2 separate regions of the Homo sapiens genome follow, and region 1 is linked to region 2. A link is an interaction called in ENCODE POLR2A ChIA-PET data of the cell type or tissue named here. Cell type or tissue: Panc1. All regions are shown on one strand. Each heading gives the region's core, and the rest is flanking DNA. Links, peaks and the distances in the headings are about the cores only.

Region 1 (6,707 bases), core at 1,708-6,707, 530 kb before region 2:
ATGACTGAGATTTTGACTTGGAGAGTAAGGATATCCTTAATTTTAAAAAGTCAGAGTTTAATTTTAAATGCTGGTTTTGAAGTGTTTGATGATCTGTCCTTGGTGAAAAGAGATCCAACAAATGAGAGTCTAGAATGCGGGAGGAGGGTGTCTAAACGCGAAGGTGATCTGCATTCAGATACCGTAGAACAGTAGAGAAGAGGCCTTGCAGAAGGCCATCGGATTCGATAATTGGCAAACAGTGACCTTCCCTTGTCAGGGTTAAAGAATCAAATGGTCAATGAAGACAGGGAGGCAGTGACTAATACATATATATATAAAATTTCAGGAAGTACAGCTATATACTTCAAAACTGTCAACAAGAGAACAATGTCCTCAGACCAGAACAAAGAGATATTATCCGGTAAATTAGGTTTGAAATCGATCAATTGCTTGCTTCAAGCATAGGGCATATCTGGTGGTCGTTAGGAGTCACATTTGGATGGTGCCATGACCATGTATTACAGAATCTCAACTCCTTCGGAGTTGCCTGGGAGTCTTTGAGTAAACCTAAGCTCCCACTGACATACACCTGTAAAGAGAAATCCCTCAGTGTTGCTGGAGGCCCTTTGGAAGATTCCCTACTTGGTCTGGAACTTGTGGCCCAGGGTGGATTAACAGAGTATTTATATTGTCAGTCATTCCCAAGCAAGTTTCCTGTGCCCAGGTGGCTGCACACCTGCGGACAGGAGGGAGGGTTTCCTTATCCTGTCGATTAAAAAGTGGGCTTGCTTGTTATTATCTGTGACTAGATTAAGAAGAAACTTTGTCATAAGCGTCCATAGCAAGGGAAAGCAAGATTGTGATTGTGATCATAGTTGGCTCTTAATTTCTGCCCTAGGTAAGACAAAAAAAGGGTCCATAGCCATCTCTTTTGCTAGGATGGTTGAGCAGCTACTCAGGTGACAGCTTGACTTTTAATACTGAGAGGAAAGATGAGTGAAACTCTTTAGCTCTTTAGTTGGCCTCATTCTCTTGGTGTTTTGTGATCTGAGTGTCATCAAGGGCCAAAACATGGCATTATGGAGAGGGTGGGGACAGATCCTAAACCCTTATGGGGAGTGGGGAGAAGAGGAGAGTGAGAGAGAGCAAGCGAGCGAGAGAGAGAGAGAGAGAGAGAGACAGAGACAGAGAGAAAGAGTGTGTTGATGAGATTATTATTGAAGAAGCTCCTAGTTCCTAGTTCCCCCTCCTTCCCTTTAGTTGGAGAGAAAAGCAGCCAGGCCTGCGGTGAGTGAAGCTGTGAAGCCAGGTTCCTATAGCCTAAGGGCAGCTGTGTAAAACAACGTGGGGTTCCCTTAGATTAAATCTCTGCAACCTCTGTTCTTCTCTGCTGCCCTCAAGATAAATTCCAAACACTGTTTTTCCTCCTTAGAATTTCTTCAGGAATTCTCCTTTCTTTCCTTCTCATTTCTTTCCTCCCAAATTGAGCAGCTTTCTCTAGCTCAAAGGTTGTCAAAATTTTGGCTCTTATACTCTTTTAGGGAATTTTCAAAAGCTATATACCCTCTCACATAATTTTAAGTGGAACATACAGGTTAAGCAACCCTAATCTGAAAATCAAAAATCCTAAGTGTTGCAAAATCTGAAACTTTTTGAGTGCCAGTGTGATGTTACAGGTGGAAAATTTCACACCTGACCTTGTGTGACAGATCACAGCCAAAACATTGTTTTGTGCACACAATTATTAAAAATATTGTATAAAATTACCTTCAGGCTATATGTGTAAGATATATATGAACATAAATGAATTTCATCTTTAGACTTGGGTCCCATCCCCAAGATACTTCACTGTGTATATGCAAATGTTCCAAAATCCAAAGAGATGCAAAATCCAAAAACACTTCTGGTCCCAAGCATCTCAGGTAAAGGATACTCAACCTGTGTGATCTTGTTTATCATAGATTTTAAATGGTTACAATAGATTTGATTTCTCATGTATTGTAAACATTGTTAAAAATTCAACTATAATATCACTCTTTTAATGTATTCAGTGGAATCTAAATACCATTAGCAATTTGATACTGATTTTTTTAAAAAACGCAAATAATCTTCTCTAATGGTTGCAAATATAGCATTCCTTTTTTGAATTTCTACTTTATAGAATTTTCTTCTAATAATATATATTTATGCTTGAAAGTCTAGTTTTGATCTGTCGTTTTTTGTAACAAAATCTGTATCGAAATTAATTTTTAAAACATTTCCTCAGATATACCTCCAAAAAATTTAAAAAGACTAATTGATTTATCATTTTTATTGCACATTTGATTGACACTATACATGTATTACCAATTGAATATTATTAAACATAAACAGTAAAATTTACTGGAAATAAATTTCTGAGTGAGATGGACGAGGATATTTCAAGTTAGGGCATGTATAACTGATGGAAATGGAAAAAGTTTCATGTTGAACTTCCGAGTGATGTGCCCAGACCGCATAGTAATCTACAATTAGGTCATCTTTCAATTTAATTGAAAGCAAAGAATTTGAAACCAGTTGAGATGCAAGGCGTGCGTTGACAAAAACTCTCCCCTTGACCAAACTTTGGTTGGGATCCTCTGAGCCCTCTTCTCACTAGGCCTCCACCTTGCCCTCTGTGTCTGTCCTCAGTGGAGCTCAGTTTCAGCAAGAGTCCTGCCAAGTCATCCCCTCACGCTTAATATCTGATCACCTTAGGCTGTCTTCAGCAAGAATTCCTCCTTACTTCTACCCATCATGCCTCTCCTCTTAGCAATTTTGTATCCGTTGACCCCCTCACTCTGCTCCTTGGCTGTGAATTCACACTGATTTTGGTTGTATTTGGAGTTGAGGTCAGTCTGTCTTGCTGTTGTGATAGATTGACCCCTATTGCAATAGTCTTGAATAAAGCCTTACCATTTTTGACAAGTGTCAGAACAATTTCTCTTTAACAGTGTCACTACCAGTATTTTCAGTGGCCTTAGATTGGTACTTGAGAGAGTTTTTTAGTTCTGGACCAGCACATCCCAGTAAGACTAGAAATGGGAGGGAGGTGTGCCTTTCTTTGTAAAGGGAGAGAAGGGTGACTGTAAACGGGGAATTAGCACTGTCACTTGACCAGCATCCGGACCAGGGCCTGTGTCTCAGGCAGTCAGCTTTAGGAAAGCAGACCCATGGAGGTTGAAGGTTTGGAATTCGAGTCCTTTAGCAGTATGGAGGAGCGCCCTTGGAAAGCTTTCAGTATCTACAGAGACCTCCTTGCCATTCTCAGCGTTGGCTGTACATTAGAATGAGGTAGGGAGTTTCGAACAATTACCTGCACCTGGAGCCTAGTCATCTTTATTTTTTAACAGATGCACATTGCTTCTGATGCATAGATGAGGATCAGAAGTCTTCATCCAGTACAGCAGACTGAACCGACTACTGTGGGTCCTGAAGGCACCATACTTTCACTTCCTGTTTTCCCATTCCTTTGACTGCCGTTTCAACTCCCACCATACTTGAAGACCCTCAGGTGGTGTCATGGAAGGCTACTCTCATTGTCCACTTGGGTATGAGTTAAGTCCCCGACTTGGGCAAGCTACTCCCTAGGCAAGCTACTCCCACGTGCTCTGAGCTCAGATACTGTAATTGCTTGTTTGTTTTTTTTTTTTTTTGGAAGAGGGGAGCAGTCTGTGAATTCTTCTTCTTTTTTTTTTTTTTTTTTTCCAGACAGAGTTTTGCTCTGTCACCCAGGCTGGAGTGCAGTGGCATGATCTTGGCTCACTGCAACCTCCGCCTCCCCCTCTCCTGCCTTGGCCTCCTGAGTAGCTGGACATAAGGTGCCCACCAGCACGCCCACTTAATTTTTGTATTTTTAGTAGAGACGGGGTTTCACCATATTGGCTAGGCTGGTCTTGAACTCCTAACCTTGTGATCTGCCCGCCTTGGCCTCCCAGAGAGCTGGGACTACAGGTATGAGTCACCGTGCCCGGCCTGGTCTGTAAATTCTTTAGACCTTAAGCTCCTAGAGGACCTGTTTGTTCCAGAAGGGTTTGGCACAGTGAGGGGGATGGGCTTGGGAGCTTGGGTGTAGAGGTTAGGCTTTGGAAGGGGAGTGGGGATGTGAGGAAGGAGATGAGGAAGGAGGTCATCAAGAGGGAAGGTGCACATAGAGTTGAAGTTCAGTGGGGAAAGGTTGGTGACCTGGGTGGGATGTCAGGAACTTTGCGTTGAAGTAAGCCACAGAGATAAGCTGGGAAGGACCTGGGCCTCCAGGTCATGGTGAAGGTCGCACAGCGGTTGTGGTGAGGGTCCTGGGAAGCTGTGCATGTGCATCTCAGAGCATCCATGGTCGGGGTGCAGAGTGAGCATTTCGGGCAGTCTTGGATACAGCCAGCTGCCCTGACTGGCCCCCTAAGCAGCATGGAAGCAGGGAGGTAGAAGGGTGGCTGCCAGACTGGGGATTGACGCGGGATGGCAGTGCATCATGAGTGAGAGGATTTTGGGGAATTATTGTTATGATGGCTATGTTAGGGTCATTTCTTGAGTGTGTAAAATTAGAAGATGGTTGATGGATTGGAAAATGAACAAGGCATTTGGTAAAAAAGTAGAGGTTGACATGGGAGTGAGGTGAGGGTATGGGACAGGTGCAGAGAAGGGAGAGTGAGGCTACTGGCCTACTAGAGAAGAACTTGCTGTGACCTCTGTGTTCATTACCTGTTGTTGCTATAACAAGTGACTACAAACTTGGTGGCTTAAACCGATCCAGATTTATTATCTTCCCTCTCTGGAGGTCAGAAGTCCTAAATGGCTCTCAGTGGGCTCAATTCAAGAATGTCAGCAGGACCATGTTTCTTCTGGAGGCTCCAGGGAGGATTCATTTCCTGGCCTGTCCCAGCATCTAGGGACTGCCTGTGTTTCTTGGCTGGTGGTCCCTTCCTCCCCTTCAAAGCCAGCGATTCTGTGTCTTCTAATTTCTCTCATGCTTCTCTCTCTCTGTCACTGTAAAGACCCTTGAGATTACATTGGGCCCACCTGAATTACCCAGCATAATCTCCTCATTGTAAGATCCTTAACTTAATCACGTCTGCAAAGCCCCTTTTGCCACCTAAGGTGACATTCCCAGTTCTGTGGATTAGGACGATGACATCTTTGTGGGCAGGAGGTGGCATTACTTTGCTTGCCACAAGGTTGAAAAAAAATGTTGCTTAAAATGGATATTTTAGTGAAATCACTGTTGTAAAGGTTTTTTTTGTTTTCGTTTGTTGTTTGAGACAGAGCCTCACTCTTTTCCCCAGGCCGGAGTGCAGTGGCATGATCTTGGCTCACTACAACCTCTGCCTCCCAGGTTCAAGTGATTCTCCCGCCTCAGCCTCCCAAGTAGCGGGGACTACAGGCGTGCGCCACCATCCCCAGCTAATTTTTGTATTTTTAGTGGAGATGGGGTTTCACCATGTTGGCCAGGCTGGTCTGGAACTCCTGACCTCAGGTGATCGCCTGCCACGGCCTCGTGCGGTGCTGGGATTACAGGCATGAGACACTGCGCCTGGCCAGTAAAGGTTTTTATACTCCATTGCCACGTTCTGAGGTTCTTCTGTGGGGCTGACATGGGCAGTGGAGTGAATGAGAACTTGCCGGTTCCACTGCATGTGCCCTGGGTTGGGATGGAGTCATTAACATAGGTTGTAGGTCTGTTTTATGCTTTGAGTTCTTGGTGGAATGACTCAGGAAAAATATGTATTGGTTTTATTAATAGCTAGTCACCCCAGTGGAAGCTGAGATTCATCTCTGACTTTCTGAATTGCATGAGAAGTTAAATCGCAGATAGGGAGAAGGCTTTCTCTCATAATGAGAGCCTTGGACAAATTGAGATCACAGGTTACTTGATACAATTGATGCTTTTATCACTTCCTGGCAGAAAAGGAGCTGGACTTCAAAATCACGACATCTGGGCCCTGGTCAGCTGAGCCAGGCATTAGAGTCCTTCCACTGTGGTGGCCTGTTGGTCGGCCCAATGGCACGGTCAGCGGCTGCTCTCAGGGGCTTGCTAATGGGCAGTGCTCACCTTCCTCCATAAGATGGGAAGGGTAGGCATCCTAATTAGGAGTCTCTGGTCCCTTTCTGAGTGTCAGCATGACCTAGTGATGTATTCAGAGAAGCTGCCAAGAGTGGAAGTGGATTTATTTAGTGATGATTGTCACCACTAGAATCAGTACCTTTTTAAACTCCACCCTGTTTATCTGAATTCAGTTGTGTGTATGGTTCTTGTTTTGATGGATGGCTCAGGCTCCCATTGAAGCCATCAGAGGCTCCCTCTGATGATGAGGGAGCAGACTAAAAAACCGTTACTATCCACTGGATACTTAGTGACTTATATATAGCTCAAGTTGTTTGCAAAGCTTTGGGCACAAATAAAATTAATATAATTAGGTCTTCAGAAGGAAATGCAGGATGGTATTAAACTTTTCAGTGAGGCTATCTTGTCGCTAACCTTGAACACTGACCTTTCCTTTGCTTTCTTCTTTGGTTTTTAGCAACTCTGCGTTATTATTGCTGAAGAGGGCTCAGAACACTAAAATAGCTCTTTGTCAGTCAGCTTTACTAATGATAATGATGCCAGGGTTTGGTGTTCACCCTGTAGCCATGCTGTGTTTGAGGCTGTATGTAGTCTGAAGTTTTTACTCTGTCTTTTGGGTCTTTGTCTGCAAGGAGCCTGGGGTTGGACA
Region 2 (7,780 bases), core at 2,781-7,780:
TCTTCTCAATATTAAGTCAGAGGAATGCTAATATTTTCCTTTTCCAAAATGCGAATAAAAACAAAAAACCCCGAAGAATATAATATTGGCAACTCTCTTTGCCTTAGCACCCAATTCTCATCGGCTCCATCAGCAGAATTTAGGCCTTGAGTTCGTGACTACTTATCTCCCTGGCTATAGTTTGAATGTCTTGTTTTTGCAACTGAGCAACATTATGAACATTTAGTAGCCATTGCCCAAAGAATCTAAAAGCCTAGAATTCCTAGCCAAGACTTCAAGAACTCTGTCATGTGATAAGGAAAGATGGACTCAGATAATCACCCAAGTCTTCTGCCCTTCTGGGACTTTTCTCATTCAACTCTCTCCCTGACACCAGGCACGTCACTACTCTGCATCTAAACAAGAATCTCTAAAGGTGGAAAGTGAAGTGAAAAAGTAGGCAACTCACCTGATTCTTCATGTTGTCCCACTTCATCAAATTGCTGAACTTTCTGTTCTGCCTTGGCCAGGTAGATTTTTGTTGACTGAAGGTAAAATAATGATGCTTTTGCCCAAGTAACCTTTGCAAGACTTACAGGTTCAGTGGCTAAAGCCACCCTGAAATCAATATACTAACTGTCTGTTTACTGGAAGGGTTTACTTATTCAACAAGAGATACGTCATCACAGGCCTGAAAAATCGATGTGTTCTCCTGGCAATCCTCTCTAAACCTGCAGCACCTAGATAACAACTGGAGATCCATTGCTCAGCTGGAGTGCAGGACTTTTTCCTTTGCTACTTTATAATCATGAAATAGAAAATTGCTTTTGGGAAATTTCTGCCAGAGTACTGAAAAGTTTCCACTATGTTAGGAATAAACAATAACAAAACAGTTTCTTCCTTTCTTGTGGAGGAAAATGAACACTGCATTTTGAAATTTCTTCTGGGAGAGGCACATCACCGTCACTGAGAGATCTACTCACTGCCGCACTCTCCATTCCATTCCTTCAACCCAGAAAGTGCCTCCAAGTGAATAATTTGATGTGTGAAACCATCTCTTCTTAAAAGCCAATGCTTGCAAGTAAATCCCAGCCAGAATAGCTTATTACAAATGGTATGATATGGAAAATGAACACTCTTGGAGGGCCACACTGTTTCTTAAGTTTGTCTCTTTTTGTAAAAGCTGTTTCACACCCTAAAGAGGTTAAGTGTATGCCTTCATTTAAATCATAGAAATGAGTCTTACAAATCTATGTAAGGGAATTACTACAGCTTGCCATAGGCATTGCTAACTGACCCAACTGCTAAATCAAGTTGCCTTCTCCTTTCATTTTTTTTCTGCAAGTATTTATAGGTCTGGAAAATTTACAGAAGTTGATGACACAACGTTGAAAAGTCATACTTCTCATTTCTAAAGTAAATATTTTCAAGGCTCACAAATTCACTGCCCTGTATCTTATGGAATGGGCAGTTATAACACATACAGAAGAGACTTGAGTCTAAAAACTACTTCATAACAAAAAAGAAACCTGGGAAAGGAACCAAAACAGAGCAGAAATACACAGAAATATACAGAAATTGTGAGGGACATTAAGCATTAGTAACAGAAGTATAACAAATTTTGAGGAATACTTTATTTAGCCTTTGATTCACAAATAGAACTAAAAGTGATGGGGCATCCATAGCTAAAAAACCCAATGACGTCTTGAAGGAGGAATAAGTAACCTTGACCTGCATGTTGAGAGACAGTGCTGTGTAGCAGGAGAGCACCCAGTGCCCACTGATCACCAGCCTGGTGATTACGGACAACAGCAGAATCGCTCTGAGCCTGGGTCCCTCACCTCCCAATCTGGAAAGCTATCCCAATCCTGTGGGGTTGTAGGAGGCTGAGAGAGAAGAATGTTAAGGCATTGTGTAAACTATGAGGTGCTGTACAAATGCGAGGTGTTGTTATTATTATGACATCAATGTTTTAGCATCTAAATTATAGGGACAGCACACTTATTACCAGCATGTTTAAATACATATCTTGCATACATTTAGATTTGTTTTTAATTTTACAGATGTTTTCAGCTGGAAGGAGTCTGACGATCGTCTAGTTTAGCTGTTTTATGGAAGGTGAAACTGAGAGGGGAGACTCTAACCTGTTTTCTCTCCCCATTATAACTAACAACAAATTACAGAAAAAAATATGTTAAGCCGCGTACTAAGAAAAACTCCCTTAACAACACCACTTTTCAGGGAGCAATACATGTGTATGCATACTTGTATAACCATGAATACTGAGTGTGTTTGGTACTTTCTAACTTTTGAAAATTATATAGTATATTTTTACAGTCATTTGACAAAGTTTTTCATCTGCAGTCCTTTGCAAAGTTTCATTTCCAGTTATTTATAAAAATTTTTCTTTCTCTGTGAAGGCTAATTCATAACAGCTTGTAAAAAAGAAGGAGCGAGGAAGAGAAAGAAGGAAGGGAAGAAGAAAGAAAGCAAGGAAGGAAGAAGAAAGGGGAGTAAGAAAGAAAACAGGGCAATACACTATTCTCACTCATAAATGTCACCAGAAATTAAAAAAATCAAGAAACATCTATAAGGATAAGGTTTCTGATTCTCTATTAACATTGTAGCAAATTGAAGCCAAGAAAAAGTTCTATAGTGCACTCTATTTAAAAGCCTCTCAAAATTAGTACATTAAAAAACAACAGGTGACACAATAATTCTCCAATGACCACTTTTTTTTTGTTTTTTGACTGAGTCTTGCTCTGTCGCCTAGGCTGGAGTGTAGTGGTGTGATCTCAGCTCACTGCAACCCCTGCCTTCCAGGTTTAAGTGATTCTCCTGCCTCAGCCTCCTGAGTAGCTGGGACTACAGGCACGTGCCACCGCACCCAGCTGTTTTTTTTGTATTTTTAGTAGAGGCGGGTTTCACCATGTTGGTCAGGCAAGTCTCAAACTCCTGACCTTGTGATCCGCCCGCCTCGGCCTCTGAAAGTGCTGAGATTACAGGCATGAGCCACTGAGCCCAGCCAACCATCTTTTGTTTATCTGTCATATGTTTGGACTTAATCAAAAGTGGATGACATCTGACATTGGGGTTCCAGGGTTTTTGTTACCTATAAACAGATAATTGCTTAACTTTCTAATAATATATTAAAATATACTTTATTTTAAAAATCTAGTTGGAGCCATTAGATCTTGCAAGTTAGCACTAGAACAAACTTAAAATAGTTTGTCTAGTTTATCTTGTTCGGCACAATTTGAAGCATTTACAATGGCTTACAGTGTATGAGAATGAACTAGGAGATAATTTTGTAAGTGAATAGAAACCATTGTAATAAAATCTCCTGAAAGCTTTCAGGTATTCAATGATTGCTGGTAAATAAACAAAACCAGGTTTTTGAAATTAAAAAAATGTTTTTGAAAAAGTTTCTAAAATTTGGTATACAATGATCAGAAAATCTCAGGACACCTTTGCCTGTCCTTAAGGACCTGCACAAATTCACTAAGTGGTTTGTTTTTATTCCAGCACTAAAATAATGGATAATTTGAGTATCAGCAGAGACACTAAAACATGCACAGTTTTTCACATACAAATGCCAGTTTGTCTTATCAGAGAGACTATGTGCAATGCATCAATTTTATCCAAAACCTGGAGTAAAGGAAAGAAATTTTAGCAAAGGGTTGTAATGACATCATAAGTAAAACGATAGGACTGCTAAAACAATCATGACGTCATCTGCTGTGCACTGGCCTGCAAGCATGTAGTGGTAAAATCGTCAGATATCACATTTCTGCTTATAAAATAAAATCCTTCATGAATGCTCTTAAAACAACTGCAAAGCAAGCAGTGGTCTTTACCTCCATATGTGTGTGTGTGTGTATATATATATATATATATATATATATATATATATTTTTTTTTTTTTTTTTACATAAAGGCATGAATATACAAGGTAATGTCAGCAGCTGTACTCCACTCTTTATTTGTTGCAAATCTACCTATTTGTTTCCAAAGGATGTCTGCAAATAAATAGGTAACATTGTACAGCTTTCAACAGTGGATCAGAACATAGATGTCTCTTCTAATTCACAAGTACCAATGGCTCAATTAATTTAAGGGACATTTTCTGAGTTGTGTGATTTCACATGTATTTATCGTGTCTAGAACTGTGCAAACTTTTGTTTCATTTCTCTCTTAGATTTCTGTAGGAAGAGTTAAAGGATGTGAAGTAGTCATTTTACTTATTCATAACACATTTTAGGGAAAATTGTGCTGTTGCTGTTGGGGAGAAAGTTAAAGCTATCAACTATAACCTGGACTCCAGTCCAATTTTTCACATCTGGTTGCTACTTTTAAAAAGGATCATTTTAATTTTTAAATGCAGAATGTGTTGCACTTTATCTTTGACATTCCAGGTTTCCTCATGGTCATTTAGAAAAATAAAGCAGGAAATTCTAATGCCTTAGCATCTACTTTAATAAGATGTTTGCATTTATAAAAATAACAAGAAACTGAGGGTTTTGCTGAAGGAGCACAGGGCCTACAAGTATTTCCTCATTCCTGTCCCTGTGCCTGGAGGCCCAGCTAAGCATTCTGTTTCTGAGAAACTCCCCTTGTCACAGAGGCTGAATTAGTCAGTCCCTCTTTTGGGCTCCCACTGAAATCCCAAATCACATCTGTTATAAAACATTGCATTACAGGGAGTGATCTTGTATGTGTCTCTCTTTCTCAGCCCTTCCAAAAGGTAAGTCGGTCCTCAGAGGACAAGTGCAGTTATTTTGTTCCCTTGGTGTATCTAGATCCCAGCATGCGATGTGCCTGGAGTATATCAGCAGTTCTCAAAATCTGGCATGCATCAGTCAGAATCTCCCTGAGGACTTGTGTGCACAGACCGGGGCCTGCCCTTCCAGTGTCTTACTCAGAGGCCAGGGTGGGGTCCAAGAGTGTGCATCTCCAACAGGTTCTCAGGTGCTGCTGCCATGCTGGGCCCGCTGAAAGCCACTGCAGAAAGCTTTTTTTTTTCCCTTTTTTTTTTTGGCAGTTAAAGAGAGGTTTTCTTTAGTTAAAACCTGGGAGGCACTCCTGGTGAATTTTGGTCAAGAGCGCTTTCTCTTACAGACTAGGAGTATATATTGGTTTTAGGGTGAGGGAGATTATCAGAATTTTGGAATGTTCCTGTTTGAGGGAGAAGTTTTATGGCAGGGTTGGAATATCTCTGGGAGGAGGCAAGTTTATCTTGGGGCAGGCATCTTTCCGGCCAGAGAGAGGTTATCCCGAGACTGGCATCTTCCCTGCTGGAGGGGGGTTATCTCGGGACTAGCATGTCTCTGGTCGAGGAGGAGTTTCGAATGTTTCCGGTTGGAGATGTTATTTGTGGTTTATGGTCATGCTGACCTTAGCCATTAGGCTGATGCAGTTTGAATTTAGGCAGTTTTTTATTAAGGTGAACTTTAGAATGAGGGGCTTGTCCAAGATGGCGATGCTCCTGCTCTGTCGAGCCAGACCCTATAGTTATAAAAAGGAGGAGGGGTGGAGTGTTCTTTCTGGCTATTTCCTCACTGCAGGAAACTTTTAATGGACTAACTTGTGAAATAAAATGTGACTCTGGAACTGATTTACTAATGAAATATGCAACTGTTTCTGGATCTCGAAGGAGCTCATGAGATGAGTAAGAAATGGGGGTCTGAGAGCAAAGACAAGATTTCTTTCGTTACGAGCTACATACAACATGTAATCCACTCCTCAGAATTGCCAAGGGAGCTTTAAGAAATGTGTGTGTGCCAGGCTCCATTCCCCAGAAATACTGATTGTCCTGGTCTGGGGCACAGTAAGGCACCCTCTTTTTCAAAAGCCCCTCAGCTGGTTAGAAAGCATGGTCAAGGTTCAAAAGCTACTGCTTTAAGAAAAAAGAAAAAAAATCATCTCCTACTTTTTTTGGTTCAGCCACTAGCGTACAAAACCAAGTAATGTGATGTGGTCTTAAGCAGGGAACAAGAGATCCCCATTCCGAGTATTTGCAGCAATATATAAACATGACTTCTGGTACACTTATATGCACAATATATTATATTACCAGTTGCTGATAACTGCAACTAATCAGCTGCTGACTATAGCAGCCTCACCTAGAGAGAAGCTGGTATCCAGAACCCCTGGTGTGGCTCAATTTCGATGCTGACGGTGAGCATGAGACAGGTGGAGCCAGGAAACTGTGAGAGGAGAACTTGTTCTGTGATCTAAGACAAGTAACTGACACGGAAATATGTGAGCAAATGACAACTCAAGCCACATTGCTCTCCTGTGCTCTGGACCACCGTATTCTACTGCCTCCTGGACTTCTCCATCTGAGCACTTCAAGCTCAACACATCTAAAAGCTGAATATTGATATTGGACCCTCCTGCCCTTCCTCTTCTCCTCCCTTCCCTTCCCTTCCCTGCAGTCCCATTGACTTCCCAGCCTTTGTGATTGCATTCAGTATCTATCCAGGCTTCCAAGTGAGAAGCCTGGGTGTCAATCTGGGATTCTTTCTTTCTTATGCTGCTACATATACTTATCAACCAGTTCTGCCTCCTGATCAGCCCCGGAGTCCCCTGTCCTGAATCTTCCTTGCTCCTGCTTCATCCTCTGTCTCTGGCAATAGTCATGAACCTTCCTGTTTCCAATGCCACTCCTGCAGTCCATTCCCCAAACCGCTGCTGCAGCCATCTTTCTAAAACACCAAACACAGCATGTCAGTTCACAGTCACTTCTCTTTCACACAGGACAAAATCCAAAGCCACAGTGAGGATGGAGCTCTCTGTGAACTGTAGGTAGCCTTACCATTTATTCCTTCTCTTCCTGCCATTTGAATTACTAGCACTCTCAAGAACTTTGCTGCTATTGGCACTGCTTGTGTAATGCCCTGCACATCCTATTCTCTGGGGAAATAATCATATAACCAAATAGCTCAAATGAGTAATCCCTTCCATTTGTGGCTAAACGTGCTCTCCTCCCCATGTAGAATTAAAGGCAAAGACTGAACTCAAAAGTCATCCTTTGTCCTGGGAAGAGTTCCGTCATTGATTCTGTGACATTGTTTCACACTTATTATCTCTAGCTCTCTTTCCCCAGTTGACTTCCAGACACTTAAGGGCAATTACCAAGTCTAATTTATTCTTACATCTCAACATATGGATGCAACAGTGTAAATCACTCATCATGGCTCAAACATAAAGAAAAAAAAGCCTAAGTTGTAACAGGTACCAATACTTGCCCTTCTATGCAAAGGGCAAACAATCATGGTTGACTTACGTAATTATTTAAACTAAGTCAGGGCCATGTGTGCTGCCGCGCTAGTAATGGTGTAATTGCAGGTGTACTTAGGGCTGCCTGCAAGGCATTCTCATTGGGTGCCTTGTCCCCTAAATTATAACTTGAGTCTTTTGTTAATGAGAAGTTCCAGATATATTCAGAAAGGACACTTGGACTCCGAGTCTCTCCTTGAAAACCCACCAGAATGAGATAAAACTTGGATCAGAGAGAGAAATTCTACTCCCCCATGTTAGTGTTTCCATACTGCTTGCTAAAGCAAGCTGCTGAAACTGGTAGGAGTAAAATTTACTCTAAGCATATGCAATTCACAGATGCTCAGTCCACAGGACCAGTCATTTGATACTGAACTTCAGGGCCTTCAGGGATTGAAATGTCAAATCTAGCACTTACTTTCTAGGGGCTCAGTAAACACACCCCCAATATTCCTGGCCCCAACTACCCCTCCTGCTCCCAGCTGGCTCAGGGAACTTTCTAGACAACTGGATTGAGTGT

Evidence for each region. ChIA-PET counts read pairs that join two places held together with the same protein. Peaks named below come from ENCODE experiments on the same cell type or tissue, not always from the same donor. Only the 100,000 strongest peaks of a DNase experiment are listed, where the experiment ranks them.
Region 1: POLR2A ChIA-PET joins it to region 2 with 9 read pairs; 3 of 35 experiments call an interaction of 5 or more read pairs at or near these places.

What each region holds. Positions count from the first base shown.
Region 1 is chr7:55,558,698-55,565,404 of GRCh38, reverse strand. The region is part of intron 1 of VOPP1 (VOPP1 WW domain binding protein); the gene reads left to right. Among named protein-coding and RNA genes, the nearest start is that of VOPP1, 10 kb to the left of the region's middle. RefSeq lists enhancers at 3,354-3,403, 3,434-3,493, 3,574-3,623. In Panc1, for the core only: no CTCF peak of the experiment used is centred there; no DNase peak of the experiment used is centred there.
Region 2 is chr7:55,024,104-55,031,883 of GRCh38, reverse strand. All of the region lies in intron 1 of EGFR (epidermal growth factor receptor), which reads right to left. Among named protein-coding and RNA genes, the nearest start is that of EGFR, 9.0 kb to the right of the region's middle. In Panc1, for the core only: no CTCF peak of the experiment used is centred there; no DNase peak of the experiment used is centred there; H3K27ac peaks cover 2,113 bases.